3 separate regions of the Mus musculus genome follow, and regions 1 and 3 are each linked to region 2. A link is a contact called in ENCODE Hi-C or POLR2A ChIA-PET data. All regions are on one chromosome and are shown on one strand. Each heading gives the region's core, a stretch centred on a gene start or an enhancer-like site at or near the end of the contact. The rest is flanking DNA. Distances are from core to core; before and after follow the strand shown.

What was found. A loop is a pair of places that touch in the nucleus more often than their neighbours do. ChIA-PET counts read pairs that join two places held with the same protein, here RNA polymerase II (POLR2A).
Region 1: a loop to region 2 is called in a map of left cerebral cortex, with 7 times the contacts of the local background. The contact joins the promoter of Aldoa here to the promoter of Maz in region 2. A Hi-C loop is called at or near these places in 3 of 37 maps with a recorded cell type or tissue (heart and left cerebral cortex). POLR2A ChIA-PET finds 5 or more read pairs at or near these places in 4 of 5 experiments (Patski and embryonic stem cell).
Region 3: POLR2A ChIA-PET joins it to region 2 with 17 read pairs in Patski. The contact joins the enhancer-like site here to the promoter of Maz in region 2. POLR2A ChIA-PET finds 5 or more read pairs at or near these places in 2 of 5 experiments (Patski and embryonic stem cell).

Annotation. Positions count from the first base shown.
Region 1 is chr7:126,797,990-126,801,656 of GRCm38, reverse strand. Aldoa (aldolase A, fructose-bisphosphate) reads left to right here and starts at 2,403. Exons shown (of 9, transcript NM_007438.4): 1 at 2,403-2,612.
Region 2 is chr7:127,023,840-127,027,749 of GRCm38, reverse strand. It overlaps Maz (MYC-associated zinc finger protein (purine-binding transcription factor)), which reads left to right and starts at 1,271. Exons shown (of 5, transcript NM_010772.1): 1 at 1,271-1,522; 2 at 1,596-2,446; 3 at 2,811-2,874; 4 at 3,135-3,306. The coding sequence starts at 1,331. Kif22 (kinesin family member 22) reads left to right here. Exons shown (of 14, transcript NM_145588.1): 14 at 1-19.
Region 3 is chr7:127,252,057-127,256,151 of GRCm38, reverse strand. Zfp771 (zinc finger protein 771) reads right to left here. Exons shown (of 3, transcript NM_177362.4): 3 at 1,280-2,347. The coding sequence ends at 1,535. Among named protein-coding and RNA genes, the nearest start is that of Dctpp1, 6.6 kb to the left of the region's middle. Within about 2 kb of position 1,736, at least 1 of the 3 ENCODE cell types and tissues checked has a DNase peak (open chromatin) inside an H3K27ac peak, as active enhancers do.

The sequences.
Region 1 (3,667 bases), core at 1,154-3,653, 230 kb after region 2:
CATGGGGAACTGTATTAAAAGGTAGCATTAGGAAGGTTGGGAACCACTGCTCTGCGTAGCCCTGGCTATCCTAGAACTCAAATAGTAGATCAGGCTGGTCCAAACTCACAGAGATCTATCTCTGCCAGCGTCAGCACTAGGAAGTGAGTAAATTCCATGATAGCCAGGCCATACAGTGAAACCCTGTCTCAAAACAGGACAAGAGGAACCCCAGTACTTAGTAGGTTGAAGTAAGGATTGTCATTTTTTTTGAGGCCAGCTTGGGTTTCATGGCTCTTGACTAGTCTGAGCTGTAGAGGGAGAGCCTGTCTCACGAGGAACGTTAGGAGGAGATATTATAGTTTGGTTTCATGCCAGCAAGAAAGTCCAAAGCCCAGAAATTATCTTCATGAGGATTGAAACATGTTTCTGGTCCTGACTTCCTCTAGGTTGCATAGGGCTTTGAGAGTATAGTATACCTACTATGTGCGCATACACACACGCGCGCGCGCGCGCACGCGCGCGCGCACACACACAGGACCCAGTGGGACAGATACTTTATCACTGCTGCTGTTCAGCATGGAGGGTGCTTCCTTTCCAGTGCTTTGTCTCTCCGTCCCACTGGGCTGGTGGGTGGGTGCTCCTCAGCCCCTCTGCTTACCCACCTCTCTCTTCTCCTTTAGGGTTGGGCCCCTCGATGCCCTGGCTGCTGCCCACTGTGTGACTGTGCCTGTGCCTGCCAGCTCCCAGACTGCCAGAGCCTCAACTGCCTCTGTTTCGAGATCAAGCTCAGATGAAAGATGGGGCTGGGGACGTTGTTCTTTGGGGAGTGGCCAGTCCCCAGGGCCCCCTCTATGATCCTCAGGACATCATTACTGGAGCTACTGCACTGGAGCTATGGATGGCAGGCCCAGCCTAATTACCTGGGAACCTTGAGTTCTCTGAAAGGCAGGATTCTGAGAGCCCTTGGACCGCTGAAAAGGGCCTGATGCTCTGGCCAGTGCCCCTGCCTTTCTTCCTCTCCCTTCCCTGATAAACTATTGTATGTGAGGGTGAGGATGCAGGACATTGCTCACCCAGGCAACAGTGTGGGAGGTTTCTGCCAACCTGGACTATCAGGATAAAGGGATGGCCAGCCACACCCTGCCTTTAGACTCCTGGTTATTTTAAGAGGTGAGTATCCTGCCTGCATCTGCTCTCCTTTGGAAAAAAAAAAAAAGTACAACCACCAGCAGGCACCAGAGTCAAGGGAGGAGGGAACCAGAGGAGGCAGTGGGAGGCAATATCTAGATGTTTTCCCTTCTTGTTCTGCCTTACAGATCCTGGACCTGAGACTGATTTCTTGACTAATTTCACTGTATTTCCAAGGAAGAGGTTCCTCTAAAGACCGGTGAGTGAGCAGTGGCACCTCCTCCTCTCAAGGCAAACCAAAGCTGCCTCTTCTTCACCCCCCACGCAGGGATGAATGTCAGGAGCCTCAGGTTTCCCTAAATATAGGTCCCGGCCGCGGGATTCGTGGTGGGGAAAGGGCAGGGGTTACCGAGAAGGTCTGGGACACTGGTGCGGGGGTGTGTAGGGGAGGGGTGGGGAGTAGGAGCTGCCTTAAAACCCAGCCCTGGACTGCCGGGCTCACTCTCTGCTGACCGGGCTCTGCGGCTTCTGTCACTGCGCCACAGGTGGGCCGCTATCCGGATTGCAGGATGGGAATGGGGGTTGCGGATTGGGACCTGAGGAAACTGAGTGCTCTGAGAGTTACAGGGTGACAAGAGAGCTCCGAGACGGATTTTTTTATTTTGGAGAAGGAAATCAGGTTCGGGAAAGACCTGTCTGGCTTGGGCCAGTCCTTGTCGGTCATTTCCTCAAACTGGGTGTGTTTAGCTCGCGGGTGGTGCCTCCCGCCAATCTGCTAGGCAACGCCAGGCCTGGATACGCCACTCAGTTCCGATGTGGCCGGCACACTAGTTCTGGGAGGTTTTGCCTGCGTACCATGTCAGCTGCGCCGTGCTCTGGCCAGGGAGAGATGGAACGCGCCCTGCATTTTAGTCAAGCGACGAAGCAGGCAGGCAGGGAGGCTCCGAAGCTCTGCGTTCTTAGCAGTGACGTCAGGCTGCAACTACACAGCCGGAAGCCAGGGGTCTTGGAGGAGAGGCCAGCCACCATCTCACTCTGACCCCCTCCCTACTCTTCGCCAACCCACATTCCGGCTGAGTCACGATGTTCGCGCGCGCGCCAGGCAGGGGTTGGGGGGGGGGGTGTTGGGGGGGGGGGCCTGGTGACCTGCGGGATGTGGCTCGAGTCACGTCCTAGCGGGGCGGAGGAGGGATCGTGTTCTAGCCGCTTGTCTCCTCCCCAGTGCCGCCTCCTATCGGAGCATCTTGGGGCGGTGCTGCGCACAGTGCCCACCTTCAATTGGACGGTTCCCGTCCCTGCAAGGGAAAAAACCTGCAGAGGGCGGAGCGGCGCCTTTAAATGTCCGGGGCCCCGCCTCCCGTCCCCCCCAACCCAGCTGAATAGGCTGCGTTCTCTTGGAACGCGCAGCAGAACGAGGTTCTGGTGACCCTAGCCGCGTTCGCTCCTTAGTCCTTTCGCCTACCCACCGGCGTACCAGGCAGACCCACCCCGTCCTGTGCCAGGTGAGCGCCATTTGACACGTGCTCGGGGAAGGGTCTATGGGGTTAGGATCTTGGGCCGGTGGCGGGCAGTGCAGAGCCGTCTTCCCCACGGCCCCTCACTTCTCCTTTTTCTACCCCCACGCTTGCCCCCAGCCCGGGTTCTCCGGCCTGCGCCCTGGCGGTTCGCTGCGCCACGCAGCAACTCAGCGCGCTGAGTCATGCCGGGGGAGGAAGCAAGATGAGGTGGAAAAACAGACCCCTCTTTATTTTTGCAAAAACTCTCCGCTATGCAAAGCATCAGGGTCCCATTTCCTATTCAAGAGATCTCAAGAAGCGATGGGGAGACGGGGGCGATCGGCTCTTACACCGTCTCAGGATTTACGCGATGGGGTGGAGGAAATTGGTTTCCTTTCGGGGGAGCCCCAGGAGAGAAGGCTAAACTCCTCAGCTGCAGTACTCTGTTGCCCATTAACACTTTACTATCTTTCCTTATCTGTGACCTTGATTCTGAGTCTGGAACCGCTGTAGCGTAGAAGTGCACGTGCCTCGTACATCCTTTCCCTCCCCTTCTAACAGTATGGAGGCAAAGGTTTCGTTCTACCTGGGCTCCATAGCCCCTTTTCTGTGCTTCTGATGGCCCTGTGTTTTTCCTAATAATTAATCCTTTTCCTCGAGCTCCTCCCCCGCAACCATCACGAAGAGAGAAGCCTGACCTTGGGGTGTCCTTGAAGCCTGGGCCGGCCCTGGGTGGATTAGAAGGGGCCCCCCCACCTCAGTCGGGAAATCTTGGTTCTCTCTTAACTCTCGCCTTTGGGTTGCTATGTGGCTTTGAGCACAGATCATTTCTTTCTTGGGCTCTTTCAGATGAGGGTATTAGGCTCTCTGCCCTATTCGTGATCCTTAAATTCTAAAATATTCCCGGTTCAATTTTGTTTCTAGGCAAGGTGACCCATGGCAACGCGCAGGCCAGATGGGTCCAGCTTCAACATGACCCGCCTGTCCCTGGCTCTGGCTTTTTCCTTTCCCCCAGTTGCCAGTGAGCAACCCCACTCTGAGCTGGGCAACACCCAGCAACA
Region 2 (3,910 bases), core at 22-2,521:
AAATACAGTTTTTATTCCATGGTTGAGCCTGGTTTTTGAGGATGACAGGGCTGGGGTCAGAGTCCATAACTACCCTGGGGGTCAGGATCAAGCTCTGCAGGACACCCATGTAGGCGCCATCTTTGGGAAACCCCCAAACTAGGCCAAGATTGTAAATAAACCACTGGAATGGGGAGGGGACGGTGGCCTAGAAGAATCAAAAAGCTGACGCGAAAGCTTAAGCACAGCGACCGACCGTTAAGCGGGCACGCGCTCCAAGCTAGCCCCGCCCCGCTGTAACTCCCTCGGCGCGCTCCCCACTCTCCCGCTCAGCAACGACGTCCCTGTTATGTGCGCGTGCGCGCGAAATAACGGCCGCTGGCGGAGGGAAGTGGGGGGTGGAATCGTTCAAGTGGGGGAAGAGAAGCCGCCTAGTCTCCCGCGCGCCCACCACCTGCACCATCGCCAGCCAATCAGCAACCGTCTTGGGGGTCTCGCGCTCGGGGCGACCGGGGCTGCTGGGTGGCTCCCCAGTCCCTCCGCCCTCTAGAGTCCCTCCTGTCCCTCCCCCTCCCGCTGGCCCCGCGCGCACTCGCGCTCGCGCCCGCTCCAGCCTCTTGTGTGTCCTCGCGCCCCCCGCCCGCCCTCCGGCGCGCAGTGTGCGCCGCTCCCCCACCCTCCTCCCCCCTCCCTCCTTGCGCGCCTCCTCCTTGGGTCCCCCTCCCCCACAGCTGCCTCCTCCCGCCCCAGGGTGAGCGCGAGCCACCTCCCTCCTCCCTCCGCCATGGATCCCAGCAACTGGAGCAGCTTCATCTTCCAGGTAACAACCCCCGCCCCCCCCGCCCCTGCCCCCCCTCCCACACCCCCTCCTGCCCGCCCTCCCTCCTGTCCCACACCCCCTCCGCGCGCCCGGTGCGCGCGCAGCTGTCCCCCTCCCTCCCTCGCGCCCTCCCCCGCCCTCCCCGAGGCGCCGGCTGGGCGCGCGCGCGCGGCGGGGGCCGAAGCTGCTCCCTCGCTCCCCCCACCCCGCCCCGCCAGGCTCCAACCGCCGCCACCACCGCCGCCGCCGCCGCCCGGGCCCCCCGCCCCCGGCCCCGGCCCTCGGCCCCGCGGGGCCTCTCGCCCCCACCCAGGGGGCGTCGCCGCCGCCGCCGCGCTCCGCGCCCCACAAGACGCCCTCCTTCCCTCCCTCCCGCCGGCCGGGGTGCGCGGGCGGCGGGGCGGCCCTCGGGCCATGCGTTCGGCTCGGCCCAACCCGGCCGGCCGGGGGCGGCGCCCCGAGCCCGGGCCCCGCGCGGCCCGTGCCCCCGGCTCCCGCTGAGCTCCGGGGGCCCCCACTGTGGCCGAGGCCATGTTCCCCGTGTTCCCTTGCACGCTGCTGGCCCCCCCCTTCCCCGTGCTGGGCCTGGACTCCCGGGGGGTGGGCGGCCTCATGAACTCCTTCCCGCCACCTCAGGGTCACGCCCAGAACCCCCTGCAGGTCGGGGCTGAGCTCCAGTCCCGCTTCTTTGCCTCCCAGGGCTGCGCCCAGAGTCCATTCCAGGTGAGTAGGGGCCGGGCCGGGCGGGCAGGCGCCGACCAGCGACCGCGGCCCACACGGCGCCTTGTCTCCGCAGGCCGCGCCGGCGCCCCCACCCACGCCCCAGGCCCCGGCGGCCGAGCCCCTCCAAGTGGACTTGCTCCCGGTTCTCGCCGCCGCGCAGGAATCAGCCGCGGCGGCGGCGGCTGCTGCGGCGGCTGCCGCTGCAGTGGTTACTGCACCCCCGGCCCCTGCCGCCGCCTCCACAGTGGACACAGCGGCCCTGAAGCAGCCTCCGGCGCCTCCTCCGCCACCCCCTGCCGTCTCCGCACCAGCCGCCGAGGCCGCGCCCCCCGCCGCGGCCGCCACTATCGCAGCAGCGGCTGCCACCGCTGTCGTCGCCCCAACCTCGACGGTCGCCGTGGCCCCAGTTGCATCTGTCTTGGAGAAGAAGACAAAGAGCAAGGGGCCCTACATTTGCGCCCTGTGCGCCAAGGAGTTCAAGAACGGCTACAACCTCCGAAGGCACGAAGCCATCCACACGGGAGCCAAGGCTGGCCGGGTCCCTTCGGGTGCTATGAAGATGCCCACCATGGTGCCCCTGAGCCTCTTGAGTGTCCCCCAGCTGAGCGGGGCCAGCGGGGGTGGGGGAGAAGCCGGGGCTGGCGGCGGCACAGCCGCGGTGGCGGCCGGTGGCGTTGTGACCACGACTGCCTCTGGGAAGCGCATCCGGAAGAATCACGCCTGCGAGATGTGCGGCAAGGCCTTCCGCGACGTCTACCACCTGAACCGACATAAGCTGTCGCATTCGGACGAGAAGCCCTACCAGTGCCCTGTGTGCCAGCAGCGCTTCAAGCGCAAGGACCGCATGAGTTACCACGTGCGCTCACATGACGGCGCTGTGCACAAGCCCTACAACTGCTCCCACTGTGGCAAGAGCTTCTCCCGGTGTGCAGGGGCCTCGCTGCCCACTAGGCCGGTGGGGGGGAGGGCAACAAGGTGGCCTGTCTTTGGCTGGTGGGGAGGCGGCTCCCGTTCCTGGGGACAGGAACCACTCCCAGGGAGGAGGGAAGTTGCTAGGAACAGGGGGTGGTACTTTAGAAGAGGTGGGTCTCTGGGCTGAAGGAAAGCAGCCTCTGGGCAGAAGAGGAATCTTGGTTTGAGGGCTTTCCTGCCTGAGGACTGAAGCTGAGGGGGAAACGCTGGGACCTTTGCAGAGGCATTTTGGAGGAACCTAGGTAGATTTGAGGCACACCTTACCTTGGAGCCTAAGCCCTAACACACACCCCCTCCCACCTCAACATATCCCTAGGCCGGATCACCTCAACAGTCACGTCAGACAAGTGCACTCAACAGAGCGGCCCTTCAAATGTGAGGTAGGAAGCCAGCTTCCTCCTGTCCTGGTTTTCATGATTTTGATCCTCATTGTAGCTGTGTGGGTTCAGCCTCTCAGACCCCCTTTTTCTCTCTCTTTTTGCCTCTTCACTCCATTTTCACATTTCTCCTTCAAGGCCTGGTCATCTCACGCCCATTTCCTACAGATCAAAGACCCCCGAGACTCTGATCCCCTTATCTTGCTCCCTTCTCTCTACTCCCCGAAGCTTTAACTCTCCTGTGACCCCACACCCTCCCCCAGAAATGTGAGGCAGCTTTTGCTACGAAGGATCGCCTCCGAGCGCACACAGTCCGACACGAGGAGAAGGTGCCATGTCATGTCTGTGGCAAGATGCTGAGCTCGGCTTATATTTCCGACCACATGAAGGTGCACAGCCAGGGCCCTCACCATGTCTGTGAGCTCTGCAACAAAGGTACATGCTAAGGGGTGCCAGGAGGGCAGGGACTAAAAAGGGGGGCACAGAGCTGTTGGGTTTTTTTTCACCGATGTGGGTCAAGGGTGCTGCAGCTAAGAGCTTGTGGCGAGTAGAGAGAACTCTTTAAGGGGCAAGTACAACAGCATTGGAAACACCACCACTAAATTATGTGCCATGGTTCACAGGAGACCGTCTACCAGAAATTCAACCTCATGGGTGTGCTTGGGAGAATGAAGTGGGACGTGGTTACTTTGAGAAAGGAATAGCCAAAAAGCCAGTCCCAAGGGTTTCAACTTAGCAGCCACAAGCTCTTGTCTCCAGCTCCTGGGGCAGGTGGAGTACATCAGCAGGGGTGTGACGAGCATGCACCCTACCCAGTAGCAGAAAGCTGTTTCACTGTGGTTGGTGACTAAAGGAGCTGAGACGGGGGCACTGGAGAGGGGGGGGACACAGCCGTCTCCACTGAGAGTCAAGCCTTTAAAAAGCTAGGTAGCCGTGTCGTGGACGGTCTCTGTAGAGATTAAGGACTAAGTAAGGGCACCACACAAACCAGTCCCCAGCAAGCGTAGGGAAAGGCTATGCTTCTCTGGAGTAGTTGGCC
Region 3 (4,095 bases), core at 487-2,986, 230 kb before region 2:
GTCCCTATGTATTGTTGGCTGACCTGGAACTTGCTGTGTAGACCAGGCTGGCCTTGGACTCACAGAGATGCATCTGCCTGTGCCTCCCAAGTGCTGAGATTAAAGGCATGCGCGACTATACTTAGTACTTGAGGCTCTTGCAGAGGACTGAAAAGTCTTGTTGCCAATGCCCTCATCAGGCAGCTTACAGATGTCTTAACACTACTAGGTCCAAATCTCACTCCATCTTCCTGGTTTGACTAGCACGTGCATTCAAGTATGCACAAATCTACACACTTTAAAAACACAAATAGTACTTCCAGGCTTACGAGATGGCTCATCAAGGCCAATGTCCAGTGACCCAAACTATCCCAGAGATCCACATGGCAGAGGGAGAAAACCAATTATTGCAAGTTGCCCTGTGACCTCCACACATGCCATGGCTCACTGTCCCCCATCCCATCCCCTAATGATATTTAAATCACTTTGGGGCACGGTGTTGCATTGCACACCTGTAACCTCAGCATTAAAGAGACTGAGACAAAAGGACATAAGTTTGAGGACAGCCTGGCAGTGGTGGCACACGCCTTTCATCCCAGCACTTGGGAGGCAGAGGCAGGTGGATTTCTAAGTTCGAGGCTAGCCTGGTCTACAGAGTGAGTTCCAGGACAGCCAGGGATATATATACAGACAAACCCTGTTTCAAAAAATGAATCCCCCCAAAAAATAGGTTTTAAGGACAGCTTGCGCTACAAACCAAAACTACCTTTTATGTGTATGTTTTGCCAGTGTGTGTCTGTGTACCATGTCAGACGTCAGGGCTTTGGGTCCCCTAGGACTGGAGTTATGGATGGCTGTTAAGCCATGTGGGTGCTTGGGATGAAGCCCTGATCCTCTGCAAGGGTTTTGGTTTTAATCCTGTGGTCATCAGTTTCCTTGACAAATGGCACAGTTCCTGCTGTACCGTTCACTAGCTGTCTGCAAAAGTGGAGATAAAATGAGGTTTGGAGCTAGCTATGGTGGTGCATGTTTGTAACCTCAGGATTCAGAGGATCCCCAGTTGAAGCCAGGTGTGTATAGTGAGTCGGCTTAGGGTTAATTAAATGGGGAGAGGGCGCTAATATATTTACATAAGTACTTAAATCTATTTACAGGGCCCCATTTCTCACCTTTGCCATACCGACCCTCAAAGACTGCAAAACACAATCATCTAGCCAAGCACATGTCTTGTTTATGGCTCTTTTCAGAACTGAGACTGAGGCATAGCCAGCCTGGTGTGTGTCTCCCAATCCCAGGCTAGTTTATTGCCCCATTTGGTTCCGTACCTAATGTTCCCCTTCCCACCCACCTCACTTACAGGCATCGTGAGGTGAGGATAGAATACTTTATTCACTCAGAAGGGCCAAGGGAATGTAGTCGGGGACGAGGCATGGTTCTAGGGACCCCGGTATGGCATTCCCTATCTCCCAGTCCCAGAGCACCCCGACCCAGGTGCAGGCATGGAAGGAACAATTCAGGTGCCAGTCCCAAGTGCCCCTCGCTGCCCCGCCGTGGCTCAGCTGCCCTCGCACTCCGGGCAGCGCTCGGTGGGCGTGGCGGCTGTGGCACTGGCGGGTAGCTTGAAGTCTCGGCCGCAGCCCGCGCAGATGTAGAGGCGGCGCCGCATGTGCGCGCGACGGTGGCGGATGAAGTGTGAGCTGAGGCGGAAGCGCCGGCCGCACTCCGTGCACGGGTAGGGCCGCTCGCCCGTATGCGTGCGCGCATGCTCCGCCAGGTTGGAACGGTGGCCGAAGCGCCGGCCGCACACGGCGCAGCGGTGCGGCTTCTCGCCCGTGTGCACGCGCCGGTGCTTGGCCAGCGCCGAGCTCTGAGCGAAGCGCGTGCCGCAGTCGGCGCATGCGTACGGGCGCTCGCCCGTGTGCGTGCGTCGGTGGCGCGCCAGGCACGAACTTCCGCCGAAGGCTCGTCCGCAGTCCGGGCACGCGTAAGGCTTCTCGCCCGTGTGCACGCGCAGATGCTGCGCGTAATTGGAGCTCTGCGCAAAGCGCCGCCCACAGTGTGCGCATGCGTACGGCTTCTCTCCGGTGTGACGCCGCCGGTGCTGCCGCAGGTTCGAGGCGGCGGAGAAGCGCTTGTCGCATTCCGGGCATTGGTAGGGTCGCTCGCCCGTATGCGTGCGGCCGTGCTTGGTCAGCGCCGACTTCTGCGAGAAGCACCGGCCGCATTCCGTGCACGCAAAGGGACGCTCGCCCGTGTGCGTGCGCGCATGTTTGGCTAGTGTGGAGCGGCGCGCAAAGGCGCGGCCGCAGTCCGGGCACGCGTGGGGGCGCGCCGGGTCGGCCGATGGCGCTGGCATCTGGCTGGCAACCTGCAGGGAAAGGGAGAACAGGTCAACCCTAAGGCCCCAGCGGAAACCTCGGTCTCTCGAACACTGCACACTCTTTGCGCCTCAATTCCTTAAATGACTTAATACATCACAACACCAGGTGACATTATAGTTACCTGTGTTCACAAAATTTATTGGGCACGATCTAGGTTATAGAGTTAAGAGACACTGGGGATTTGGCATTAGATAAAAAGTGCCAGGTGTCTGACATTGTAGAGATGAGACAGGAAGATCAAGAGGTCCAGGCCAAGCTGGCACACGCCTTAAATCCCTCCCAGCACTTGGGAGGCAGAGGCCGGTTGAATTTCTGAGTTCGAGGCCAGCCTGGTCTACAGAGTGAGTTCCAGGACAGCCAGGGCTGCACTGAGAAACCCTGTCTTCAAAAACCAAAACAAAACAAAAACAAAAAACCAAAAAAAAACATAAGGAGCCCCTGTTTCGAAACCCGAGTGCTGGTAATGTAGCAGTGACAGCTTGCCTCCTAATTTCCTCAGACCTGTGAGGACTGAATCCGGGGAGGAGTCCCACCTACAAGAGCAATGGGTTAATTGCTGGAGTGCTGCAGACACACATAAGGCTGGGAAGACCCTTGGTTGTAATAGTTATCAGGAGGAAGGAAACACGAGGGTTTCTTATTTAAGGACCTGTAGTGTAAATGAGATGGAGAATCACTGAGGGATTTCTGAGAATTTTGATCAGGAAAGTGACGGTCACACTCTTTGGGAACCCGAATGAAGGAGAAGACAGAACCAGGAGCCTCGTGAGGAGGCTACTGCACTCATCTGACTTGGCCTAAGCCCAGGAAGCAAGTAGAAAGTAGAGCCAGTGAGATGTTGGTTTCTCTCTCCACTTTACAGGTTGAGATAAGAGATGGCAACAAACTGGCTTTGAGGTATGGAGATTCAAAATGACTATGGGTTAGTCCTGCTTGCTTCTTCTGCCTCTCCTCCTCGGATTAAAGGTGTGGGACACCATGCCTGGGTCCAAGTAACTAAGATGTTTAAGTTCAGAACTGCACAGATGAGGGTTGCCATGTACAGAGGGGAACCAGGTAAGAAGAAAGATCTGGGGCTGGAGAGATGGCTGAGGTTAAGAGCACTGCCCTTCCAGAGGTCCTGAGTTCAATTCTAAGCAGCCACATGGTGGTTCATACCATCTATAATGACATCTGCTGCCCTCTTCTGGCCTGCAGGCCTACATGCAGGCAAATAAAAAAATCATGCATGCATGATAAAAAAATCTTTTTTGAGGAGAAGGAGGAGGAAGAGGATGGGGGAAGAGGAGATGATCTGCTGTTTGGGGCTGTATGGAACGCAGGAAGGAGCCAGGGCTGGCGATGAGAGGTTTTTGGTGTATAAATGTCTAGAGACTGAAGAGATCTCACAGGGAATTGCAGAAGGAAACTGGAGCAGCCATTTGGCAAATATAAGCAGAAGCCAGGACAGGGACAGCTTGGCCAGGATCAGACCCTTCAAAGTTTTCAAGCAAGCACTTTCTTAAGCTATGAAGAGAAAGCCAAATGTTGCTCTGAGACCTGAGGTTCTGAAGCTTGGAATGAGTCAGTTTGGACTTCTAGAAGTAAACTAAGGAGAAGGAAAGCATGCTGTGTAAGAAGCAGGTGAAGGGGCAGGTGAATTTCTGAGTTCGAGGTCAGCCTGGTCTACACAGTGAGTTCCAGGACAGCCAGGGCTACACAGAGAAACCCTGTCTTGAAAAACAAACAAACAACA